Regions from separate parts of the Homo sapiens genome. Here region 2 is linked to region 1. Evidence: chromatin contacts called from ENCODE Hi-C or POLR2A ChIA-PET data. All regions are on one chromosome and are shown on one strand. Each heading gives the region's core, a stretch centred on a gene start or an enhancer-like site at or near the end of the contact. The rest is flanking DNA. Distances are from core to core; before and after follow the strand shown. Region 1 overlaps OR1I1 (olfactory receptor family 1 subfamily I member 1). Region 2 has its middle 30 kb from the start of CYP4F2.

Evidence for each region. Hi-C counts contacts between places; a loop is a spot of excess contacts on that map. ChIA-PET counts read pairs that join two places held with the same protein, here RNA polymerase II (POLR2A). Pooled maps may share reads with other maps.
Region 2: a loop to region 1 is called in a pooled map, with 2.8 times the contacts of the local background. The contact joins two enhancer-like sites. A Hi-C loop is called at or near these places in 1 of 50 pooled maps. POLR2A ChIA-PET finds 5 or more read pairs at or near these places in 3 of 52 experiments (MCF 10A, activated CD4-positive, alpha-beta T cell and activated CD8-positive, alpha-beta memory T cell).

The regions. Positions count from the first base shown.
Region 1 is chr19:15,088,454-15,094,489 of GRCh38, forward strand. It overlaps OR1I1 (olfactory receptor family 1 subfamily I member 1), which reads left to right. Exons shown (of 2, transcript NM_001004713.2): 2 at 1-4,517. Among named protein-coding and RNA genes, the nearest start is that of OR1I1, 9.3 kb to the left of the region's middle. Within about 2 kb of position 3,763, at least 2 of the 41 ENCODE cell types and tissues checked have a DNase peak (open chromatin) inside an H3K27ac peak, as active enhancers do.
Region 2 is chr19:15,864,911-15,870,895 of GRCh38, forward strand. It overlaps the pseudogene CLEC4OP. Among named protein-coding and RNA genes, the nearest start is that of CYP4F2, 30 kb to the right of the region's middle. RefSeq lists a silencer at 1-263. Within about 2 kb of position 4,286, at least 4 of the 41 ENCODE cell types and tissues checked have a DNase peak (open chromatin) inside an H3K27ac peak, as active enhancers do.

The DNA.
Region 1 (6,036 bases), core at 2,513-5,012:
CAGCCTGGGCAACATACAGAGACCCTATCTCCACACACACACACAAAATCACTTTAGCAAGACATGGTGGTATACGCCTGTAGTCTCAGCTAATCAGGAGGCTGAGGCAGGCAGATCATTTGAGCCCAGGAGTTCAAGGTTGCAGTGAGCTATGACTGCACCACTGCACTTCAGCAGTTTGGGAAACTGAGCAAGATCTGTCACTCATAGGTAGATAGATAGATAGATAGATAGATAGATAGATAGATAGATAGATAGACAGACAGATAGATAGAGAGGATAAGATAAGATAGGTAGATAGGGTGGATAGATAAGATATGTAGATAGATAGATAGATAGATAGATAGATAGATAGATAGATAGATAGATATACAGATAGATACATAGATAGATAGGATAGATAGGTAGGTAGGTAGGTAGGTCAACCGATCGATAGATCTATCTATTGACAGACAGATAGATGATTGATTGATAGATAGATCATATAAGTAGATAGATGATAGATAGATAGATAGATAGATAGATAGATGAGATAGGTAGGTAGGTCAGTCGATCGATTGATCAATCGATCAACAGATAGATGATAGATAGATGGATGGATAGATAGAGATAGAGGAGGTAGGTAGATAGATAGATAGATAGATAGGTAGATACAGACAGCCCATGTATTAGCCAGTGTTTCCTAAGTGTTGTGGAAGAACTTTGAAAATATTTGCAAGTGAGATTAGCTCACGTGCTGTTCGCTTAGTCAGCCAGCAAGCCTCAGCCTCCTGGGGGGTCTTGAGACCTCCACTTGTAACTATGACTGTGGTTGGGGCTTACTTTCTCAATTCCCAACAGGCTTCCTGTCTCCCCACAACCCCCAGTCAAGGGGACTCTGATGCAGACGGTCCATCAATCGTAGTTTGGGAACACAGACCCTAGCCTAGCTCCAAAATCTATGTGTTTCCTGTGACATTCATCGCCTGACTCTGAACCCAGTATGATTCTACACGCAGGGTCAGCCACAGCAGATCAGGTGGCCCGGGGCACTTAAAAAGTTAGTGTTATGGGTTGAACTGTGGCTCCCAAAAAAAGATACGTGGGAGGCCAGGCGCAGTGGCTCACACCTGTAAACTCTGGCACTTTGGGAGGTTGAGTAGGGAGAATCATTTGAAGCTAGGAGTTCAGGACCAGCCTGAACAACATAGTGAGATCTCATCCCTACAAAAAATAAAAATGAAAAAAGAAAAAATTACCTGGGTGTGGTGGTGTGCACCTGTCATCTTAGTTACTCGGGAGGCTGAGACAGGAGGACCTCTTGAGCCAAGGAGGTCGAGGCTGCATGAGCTATGTTCCTGCCACTGCACTCCAGCCTGGGAAACAGAGCAAGGCCCTGTCTGCAAAAGTAATAATAATAAAATAAAAAAGATATGTTGAAGTCCTAACCCCAAGGACCTCAGAATGTGACCATATTTGAAGATAGGGTGTTTACAGAGGTCATTAGATTACAGTAAGGTCATTAGGTTGGTCCCTAATCTGATACGACTGGCGTCCTTATGAAAAGGGGAGATTTGGACACAGGCACCCACACACATGGAGACCGCCACATGAAGATGGAGGCAGAGATTGGGGTGATGCTCCTACAAGCCAAGGAATGCCAGGGACTGCCTGCAGACCACCAGAAGCCAGGAGAGGCGTGGAACAGGCTATCCCTCTCAGCCCTCAGAAGGAACCAAGGAATCAAAGCTGCTGACAACTGATCTTTTTTTTTTTTTTTTTTTTTTGAGACGGAGTCTTGCTCTGTCATCCCGGCTGGATGCAGTGGCATGATTTTGGCTCACTGCAACCTCCACCTCCCAGGTTCAAGCAATTCTCCTGCCTCAGCCTCCCAAGTAGCTGGGATTACAGGCACCCACCACCACGCCCAGCTAATTTTGTGTTTTTAGTAGAGATGGGATTTCACTATGTTGGCCAGACTGGTCTCAAACTCCTGGCCTCCAGTGATCTGCCCACCTCAGCCTCCCAAAGTGCTGGGATTACAAGCGTGGGCCACTGCACCTGGCCCAACACCTTGATCTCGGACTCTTAACCTCCAGAACTGTAAGACAACAAATTTCTATTGTTTAAGTCACCTAGTTCATGGTAATTTTTAAATTTTTTTTTCTTTTAGAGACAGACAGGATCTACTGTGTCACCCAGGCTGGAGTACAGTGGTGCAATCATAGCTAAAGTGCAACCTCACCTCAAACTCCTGGGCTCAAGCAATCCTCCTGCCTCAGCCTCCTGAGTAGTTGGGACTACAGGCCTATGCCACTGCAATCAGCTATATATATTTGTAGAGACAGGGTCTCACTATGTTGCCCAGGCTGGTCTCAAACTCCCGGCCTCAAGAGATCTGCCCTCCTCGGCTTCACAAAGTGCTGGGATTGCAGGTGTAAACCACCACACTCGGCCTGATTTGTGGTACTTTGTTGCAACATTGCTAGAAAACAAATGCAGTTAGTTTAAGAAATGTCAGCAACCTACAAAACCTACAAAGTGTCCCAGTACATCCTCTCAAGTTTACAATTGACCATGTGTTCTGGCCAAGGGACCCTGGGCTAGAACTGGAGAAAAGGATGAAGGATTTAGATTGCATGGATTCACTTACTGGGTATCAGCATGATGACAATAATGATGATGACAACCGAGATTTATTATCTGAACAATGCTAACTCCTTTATATGCACAATCTCAATAAGTGTTAAGCAACACCCCTACAAGGTAGGTGCAGAAGTAATTGTGGTTTTGCCACTGAAAGTAACAGCAGGCTGCGCATGGTGGCTCACACCTGTATTCCCAGCACTTTGGGAGGCCGAGGCGGGCAGATCACAAGGTCAGTAGATCGAGACCATCCTGACCAACATGGTGAAACCCCCTCTCTACTAAAAATACGAAAATTAGGCCGGGCACAGTGGCTCATGCCTGTAATCCCAGAACTTTGGGAGGCTGAGGTGGGCGGATCATGAGGTCAGGAGATCAAGACCATCCTGGCTAACATGGTGAAACCCCATCTCTACTAAAAATACAAAAAATTAGCCGGACATGTTGGCGGGCACCTGTAGTCCCAGCTACTCGGGAGGCTGAGGCAGGAGAATGGCCTGAACCCGGGAGGCGGAGCTTGCAGTGAGCCAAGGCCACGCCACTGCACCCCAGCCTGGGTGACAGAGCGAGACTCCTCCTCAATTTAAAAAAAAATACAAAACTTAGCCAGGCGTGGTGGCCCACACCTGTAGTCCCAGCTACTTGGGAGGCTGAGGCAGGAGAATGGCGTCAACCCGGGAGGCGGAGTTTGCGTGAGCCGAGATCGCCCCACTGCACTCCAGCCTGGGTGACAGAGCGAGACTCTGTCTCAAAAAAAAAAAAAAAAAAAAAAAAAAGTTTGTAATTTAAAAGTTTGAGCATCACTGGGCTAGATGGGGGTCCTGTAGATAACCGGGACCCAAATAGGCTTTAGGTACAGAGATACAGGAGAACCAGATTTGGGGTGCCGCTCTAGCCACTGTGTCCAGGAGGGAACCTTCCCAACCGCCCTAAAAGCTCTGAAAACTACAGTTAGAGAAGTGGCCACTAGGTGGCAATAATGTCATTTCACAAATTGGATTTAAAACGCTTTTTTTTTTTTTTTTTTTTTTTGGTTTTTGGTTGTTTTTTTTTTTTCCCCGGAAACTTGTATTCTAGCTGTGAACTGGCCCAGGTCCATGGCCCTTAGGTGTAATCTCCCCCTGGAAGGGCACAACAGGTGCAAAGTTTCCATGATGAGAAGGAGCCTGTGTTGTTTAAAGAAATCACGGAGACTGGTGTGGCCTGAGCCCAGAGTGACAGGGAAGCTGGGTTTGCAGGGGGCCCGTGGAGGGCACTGGGAGTAACACGGTGTGTGGACCACGGGGAGTGGGACCATGACAAGGTTTAAGGAGGATAGGGGGTGGGGCTGTGCTTCAGAACGAACCTGCCAGTTATCCATGCCATAGATCTGGAGTCAGCAAACTTTTTCTGTCAAGGTCCAGGTCGTCAATATTGTCAGCTTTAGGGACCTTACCATCTCCGTTGCAATGACTGAACTCTGCTGCTGTCTGGCGAAAGCAGCCATAGATGAGACATCAACGAATGGGCTTGGCTGTGTTCCACTAAAACTTTGTTTATAAACACAGAAGCTTCCATTTCATATCATAGTACATGTCATACCTTGTAGCCTTTGGGTTTGTTTTCAACCACTTTTAAAATGTTAAAACTACTCTAGGCCAGGTGCATTCACTCATGCCTGTAATCCCAGCACTTTGAGAGGCCAAGGGAGGAGGATTGCTTGAAGCCAGGAGTTCGAGACTGGAGTGGGCAACATAGTGAGACCTCCCCCATCTCTACAAAAATTTTTTAATTAGCTGGGCATGGTGGTGCATGCCTGTAGTCTCAGCTACTCAGGAGGCTGAGGAAGGAGGATCACTTAAGCCCAGGAGGTCAAGGCTGCAGTGAGCTATGATTGCACCACCGCACTCCAGCCTGGGGGATAGAGTAAGACCACTGTCTCTAAAAAACTTAAAAAATAAATAAATAAATAAAAATAAATGCAAAACTATTTTTATTTCAAGGGCTGGATTTAGCCTATGGGCCATAGGTTGCCAATCCTCGTATAGATGGATGGGAGTGACAAGAGTTAAGGGGACCAAGAAAGACCAAAAAGTGAGAGGTGAAGTGGGCTGAAAACCATCAGAAGATAAGGAGCTGGTGCCACAGGACCTTTGCAAATGCTGTTCCCTCTTCCTGACCCCTCCTGAGTAAATTCCTGCTTGGCATTGAGATTTCAGCACAAACTCCACTTCCTCAAGGAAGCCTCCCCTAACCTCCATCCCTTGCCCAGCTACATCAGTTGCCCTAATGTTACACTCGCTATCCCCTCTCTCATCATCACTCATCATTAGTGATCTCTTCATCACTGCAGTGGTTTTGTGGGGTCTTTTGTTTTGTTTTGAGACAGAGTCTTGCTCTGTCTCCCAGTCTGGAGTGCAGTGGGGCGATCCCGGCTCACTGTAACCCCCACCTCCTGGGTTCAAATGGTTCTCCTGCCTCAGCCTCCCGAGTAGTTGGGATTACAGGCACGCATCACCATGCCTGGCTAATGTTTTGTATTTTTAGTAGAAACGGGGTTCACCGTGTTTGCCAGGCTGGTCTCGAACTCCTGGCCTCAAGTGATCCACCTGCCTCAGCCCCCCAAAGTTCTGGGATTACAGGTGTTAGCTGCTGCACCCGGCCTCCTCACTGCAGTGGTTTTATATTAGTTTGTGTAACCCTTTGATTAATGTCTGTTTCACCCATTTGACTGAGCTGGGAGCTGGGACCTGAAATAGTGTTATCTTGTTTATCTTTGCACCTCTGTGCCCCTATGATTAGTACGGTAGCCACTCAATGTATGTTTTCTGGCCACGCACCGTGCCTCACACCTGTAATCCCAGCACTTTGGGAGGTGAAGGCGGGCAATCACCTGAGGTCAGGAGTTCAAGACCAGCCTGGCCAACCACGGCCAACGTGATGAAGCCCCATCCCTACTAAAAATACAAAAATTAGCCAGGCGTGGTTGCACGTGCCTGTAATCCCAGCTACTCAGGAGGCTGAGGCAGGAGAATCGCTTGAACCCGGGAGGCAAAGGTTGCAGTGACCCAAAATCATGACACTGCACTCCAGCCTGGGCGACAGAGCAAGACTCTTGTCTCAGAAGAAAAAAAAAAACAAAAAACACTTTTTTTCTTTATTTTAATTTAATCTTATTTTATTTTATTTATTTTATTTTTTGAGATGGACTCTCACTTTGTCGCCCAGGCTAAAGTGTAGTGGTGTGATCTTGGCTCACTGCAACCTCCGCTTCCCGTGTTCAAGTTATTCTCCTGCCTCAGTCTCCCAAGTAGCTGGGACTACAGGTGCCCGCCACCATGCCCAGCTAATTTTTCTATTTTTAGTAGAGGCGGGGTTTGACCATGTTGGCCAGGCTGGTCCCGAACTCCTGACCTCAAATAATCCACCCAC
Region 2 (5,985 bases), core at 3,036-5,535, 780 kb after region 1:
GCTCACTCTGCTCTGAGATGCTCCTACTCTACATGCTTATTTCTGGGAAACTCCACCCAGCCCTTGGAAGGAAACACTCCCCTTCAAGTCTCTTACACTGCTCCTCCTTCCTGGCTTAGAGTGTGGCCCGAGATCCTGAGATATCTGGTCATCTGTTAACACAGCCGGAAAGAGGACCTGGGTCTCTGAGCTCAGGAGGCAGTGGGCACCAAGTCTCCTCTGCAAAGCTGATTTCTGTCCAAGGTGACTGAAACACAAAGCAACAGAGAACGGAATCTCAGATCCCTGTACTGACACCCCCACCGCCACTCTCTGCTTCTCACAGCTTAGCATGAAAAGTGCTCTTGGCTTCTCACGATGAAGTGGTGGACATTTCAACCGAGGAAATGATTTGTGTGACTCTTTTCTTGGACACCGAGGACAATGACATTTCCCAACAGCTTTCATTCATCTCCCCAGCTAGGTAGCTACTTGTAGTTTTAATGTGGCCAACAAGCATATGAAAAAAAAATCTTTACATCACCGGTCACTAGAGAAATGCAAATCAAAACCATAATGAGATTCCATCTCACATCAGTCAGAATGGCTATTACTACAAAGCCAAAAAATAACAGATGCTGGGGGCAGGGGGTTGCAGAGAAAACGGAATCCTTATACACTGTTGGTGGGGGGTGTAAATTAGTTCAACCATGGTGAAAAGCAGTGTGGCGATTCCTTAAAGAGCTAAAAACAGAACTACCATTTGACCCAGCAACCTGATTATAGAGTATTCATCCAAAGGAATATAAATCATTCTACCATAAAGACACACACATGAGAATATTTATCGTAGCACTATTCACAATAGCAAAGACATGGAATCAACCTAAATGCCCATCAATGATAGACTGGATAAAGAAAATGTGGTACAGATACACCATGGAATACTGTGCAGCCATGCAAAAGAACAAGATCACGTCCTTTGTAGGAACATGGATGGAGCTGGGGTCCATTATCTTAAGCAAACTAACGTAGGAACAGAAAACCAAATACCACATGTTCTCACTTATAAGTGGGAGCTAAATGATTTGAACACACGGACACATAGAGGGGAACAACACACACTGGGGCCTATTGGAGGCTGGAGGGTAGGAGGAGTGAGCGGATCAGGAAAAATAACTAATGAGTACTAGGCCTAATACCTGGGTAACAAAAATAATCTGTAGAACAAACTCCCGTGACACAGGTTTACCTGTGTAACAAACCTGCACATGTACCCCTGAACGTAAAATGATATTTTAAAAAAATGAATACAGGCCAGGTGCGGTGGCTCCTACTTGTAATCCCAGCACTTTGGGAGGCCGAGGCAGACAGATCACCTGAGGTCAGGAGTTCAAGACCAGTCTGGCCAACATGGTGAAACCCTGTCTCTACTAAAAATACAAAAATTGGCTGGGCGTGAGGGTGGGTCTCTGTAGTCCCAGCTACTCGGGAGGCTGAGGCAGGAGAATCACTTGAACCCAGGAGACGGAGGTTGCAGTGAGCCAAGATCACACCATTGCACTCCAGCCTGGGCAACAGAGAGAGATTCCATCTCAAAAAAGGAAAAAAATATCCAATCCACTGTTGATGGGCACCTAGGCTGATTCCACATCTTTGCTATTGTGAGTAGTGCTGCAGTAAACACACAAGTGCATGTGTCTACCTAGTAGAATAACGTATTTTCTTTTGGGTAGATACCCACTGATAGGATTGCTGGGTCAAATGGTAGCTCTGTTTAAAGTTCTTTGAGAAATCTCCAAACTGCTTTCCACAGTGGCTAGACCAATTTACATTCTCACCAGCAGTGTTCCCTTTTCTCTGCAATTTTACCAGTATTTGGTTGTTTTTTTTTTTTTTCACTTTTTAGTAACAGCCATTCTGACGGGTGTGAGATGGAATCTTATTGTGGTTTTGACTTGCATTTGTCTGATGATTAACGAAGAGGAACATTTTTTCATTTGTTTGTTGGCTGCTTCCCTATTCAATAAATGTTCGTGGGATAACTGGCTAACCATGTGCAGAAGAATGAACCGGGACCCTGACCTTTCACCATGTACAAAAATTAACTCGAGATGAATTACAGATTTAAATGTAAGACCTCAAAGTATTAAAATCTTAGAAGAAAACCTAAGAAACATCCTTCTTGACATCAGCCTTGGCAAATAATTTTTGGCAAATCCCAAAAACCAATTACAACAAAAACAACAGAGTGAGACTCTTTCTCATATTTATATTGAGTATCACAGTCTTCTAAATAATTCCAATGTATTGAAATATAATGCCCTAATCCTGATATTTGTTGTTTTAGGTCACTATGTTTTGGTGGGGGGCTGACTTGTTACATAGTAATAGACAACTATTACACAGGCTTAAGCACTTAATAAATATCTTTTTTTTTTTTTTTTTTGAGACAGAGTCTCACTCTGTCACCCAGGCTGGAGTGCAGTGGTATGATCTCAGCTCACTGCAACCTCCACCTCCCGGGTTCAAGCAAAGCTCCTGCCTCAGCCTCCCTAGTAAAGTAGCTGGGACTACAGGCATGCACCATCATACCCGGCTAATTTTTGTATTTTTAGTAGAGACGAGGTTTCACCATGTTGGCCAGGCTGGTCTTGAACTCCCAACCTCAAGTGATCCTCCCGCTTCGGCCTCCCAAAGTGCTGGGATTACAGGTGTGAGTCCTTTTTTTTTTTTTTTTTCTTAAGATACAGGGTCTCACTCTGTTGCCCAAGATGGAGTGCAGTGTGCCTGGCCTTAATAAGTACCTTTTGAAAGCACAAATGAACTATACAATTGGAGTTTATCATACAGAAGCACAGTCCGACTGGGACCCAACTGTGTCAGCGTCACTCCCAGATACCTTGCCTATCAGCACTTCCTTATGACAACCACGTTAAAATCATATGTTACCTGTTCATGAAATAAATCGCAATTAAAGGACAACTGCTCAAGTTCTAGCCAACTTCTTGGGGGTGAGTCTGGGGAGAAGTTTAGAAGCAATATTTCTGACAAATAAATAGCGATATCGTGTGGTACTAGTGTTGATCGTGTTTGTCATTTATTCAGAAATGTTTACTGAACCGGCTGGGGGTGATGGCTCATACCTATAATCCCAGCAGTTTGGGAGGCTGAGACGGGCAGATCACTTGAGACCAAGAGTTTGAGACTAGCCTGGCCAACATGGCGAAACCCCGTCTCTACTAAAAATACAAAAACTAGCTAGGCGTGGTGGCACACACCTGTAATCCTAGGTACTCAGGAGGCTTAGGCACGAGAATCTCTTGAGCCCGGGAGACAGAGGTTGCAGAGAGCCAAGACTGCACCACTGTACTCCAGCCTGGGCGACAGAGTGAGATGAAAAGAAAGGAAGAGAGAGAGAGAGAGAGAAAGAGAGAGACAGAGAGAGAGAGAAAGAAGAAAGAAGGAAAGAAAGAGAGAGAAGAAAGAAAAAGAAAGGAAGGAAGGAAGAAAGAAAGAAAAAAGAAAGAAAAAGAGAGAAAGAAAGAAGAAAGAAAGGGAGGAGGGAGGAAGGAAGAAGGGAGAGATGGATGGAGGGAGGGAGGAAGGAAGGAAGGAGAGCTAGAGATAGAAGAAGAAAGAAAGAGGAAAAAAGAGAAAGAAAGAAAGGGAAAGGAAAGGAAAGGAAGGAAAAAAGAAAGAGCAAAAACAAAAGGAGGGGAGTGGAGGGGGATCACGCCACTGCACTCCAACCTGTTGACAGAGTGAGACTCCATCTAAAAAAAAAAAATGCTATTTTATATTTTATTTTTTGAGATAGTCTCACTCTGTTGCCCAGGCTGGAGTGCAGTGGCGCAATCTTGGCTCACTGCAACCTCCACCAACCAGGTTCAAGTGATTATCTTGCCTCAGCCTCCCATGGAGCTGAGACTACAGGCGTGTGCCACCATGCCTGGCTACATATTTTGTATTTTTAGTAGAGATGGGGTTTCGCCATGTTGGCCAGGCTGGCCTCAAACTCATGGCCTCAAGTGATCCACCCACCTCGGCTTCCCAAAGTGCTGGGATTACAGGTGTGAGCCACCGCGTCCAGGCTAAAAATGCTGTTTTAAACACTGGGAAGCACAGGAAAAGATGCTCAACATTATTGGTCATTAGAGAGGGGAAGGAAGGGGCGGGGGAGGGGAGAGAAGGAGAAATATTTACTGAATTATGTCTAGGCTCTCTTCAAGCAGGTGTCTTAGATGGGTCTCCAGAAGCAGATTGAGATAAAGAGCCTGGTGTTGGGCCTATTGTTAAGTGTGAGCCTTAATCGGAGAGGGGGTGCGGTTCACTGGGAACCTCTAGAGGACAGTGTAGGGAATGCACTGAGTTATTCCAGGAAAAGGGCTGGAGGGTGGGGGGTTGAAGGATTCATCTGCCAGCAACCATCAGTCCTTGGTTAAGAACCAATCAATGAGAGGTTAATTTCCCAACACTTCTGGGCTTGTCTGAGAGGCAGAGTGAGATCCAGCTACAGGAAGCTCTGCAGCAAAGAGACGTTGGCAGTTGGAAGACAGGATAGTAAATATTGCAACAGCAATATGCAAAGAGTTACAGGCAGAGCTCTAACAGAATCTACTATAATTGAATAAACAGAACAAGAACAGACAGGACAAAAGAGATCTCTCTGCCTTATGGAACTTGCAGCTCGATGAAGAAGACAAACGATAAAGGATTGCGTACCCTATCTGCTTTCAATAAACTAGGAAACAAACACTCTCTCAGAGCAATAAAATGCTATGACAAAAACTGATCATGGGATAAAAATTATCTGGGATGGGGGGCTGTTTAGATAGAGGAGGAAGAGCTTGGATGAAAAGGTGCCATTTCAGCCAATCCTGGAATCAGATGAGACTCAGTCACAAAAGAGCTGGGAGAAAAGCATTCCAAGCACAGGGAACCGCAAATCCAAAGGCTGTGAGAGAAGAACAGAGAGTCTATTAGGGAATCAGAATTGAGCCCAGGGCGGCCAAGTGCAGAGAGGGAGGGAGAGCAGCTGGGAAGGAGGTTTGAGGGGTCTGCAGGGATCAGTGGTGCCGAGTCCCTTATGCTAAGAGATAAATGTTTGTAGCAGGATCTTATTGGGAGACATTCACTGAGGTTTCCTTCAGCTCCCACCCCCTTGCACTTCCATGTGCCCCCATCGCTTTCAGAAAAAAAAGAAGCGCCTCCTATATGCACAGCAGAGAGGGCAGGCAGAGCTCATTCAATGAGCACACGTTAGAATTCTTGGCCAGGCGCAGTGGCTCACGCCTGTAATCCCCAACTCTTTGGGAGGCCGAGGCAGGCAGATCAGGAGGTCAGAAGTTCGAGACCAGCCTGACCAACATGGCAAAACCCCGTCTCTGCTAATAATACAAAAATCAGCCGGGCGTAGTGGCACGCGCTTGTAATCCCAGCTACTCCAGAGGCTGAGGCAGGAGAATGGCTTGAACCCAGGAGGCGGAGGTTGCAGTGAGCCGAGATTGTGCCACTGTACTCCAGCCTGGGTGACAGAGCAAGACTCTGTCTCAAAACAAAAAACAAAACAAAACAAAGAAACAAAAAGAATTCTTGCCGGACAGGCATGGTGGCTCACACCTGTAATCCCAGAACTTTGGGAGGCTAAGGCAGGCAGATCACTTGAAGCCAGGAGTTCGAGACCAGCCTGGACAACATGGTGAAACCCCATCTCTACTGAAAATACAAAAATCAGCCATGCGTGGTGGTGTGCACCTGTAATCTCAGCTACTCAGGAGGCTGAGGCAGGAGAATCATTTGAATCCGGGAGGCAGAGGTCACAGTGAACCGAGATCACACCACTGCACTCTAGCCTGGGTGACAGAGTGAGACTCTGTCTCAAAAAAAAAAAAAAAATTGTTGCCATTGATTTCCAAGATACACAAATAACAGTCTCAAAAGACCTTTTGAGATCTGCAAGAGCCAGGCTTTCTGAGGCAGGAAGTAATAATGGCCACGTTTATA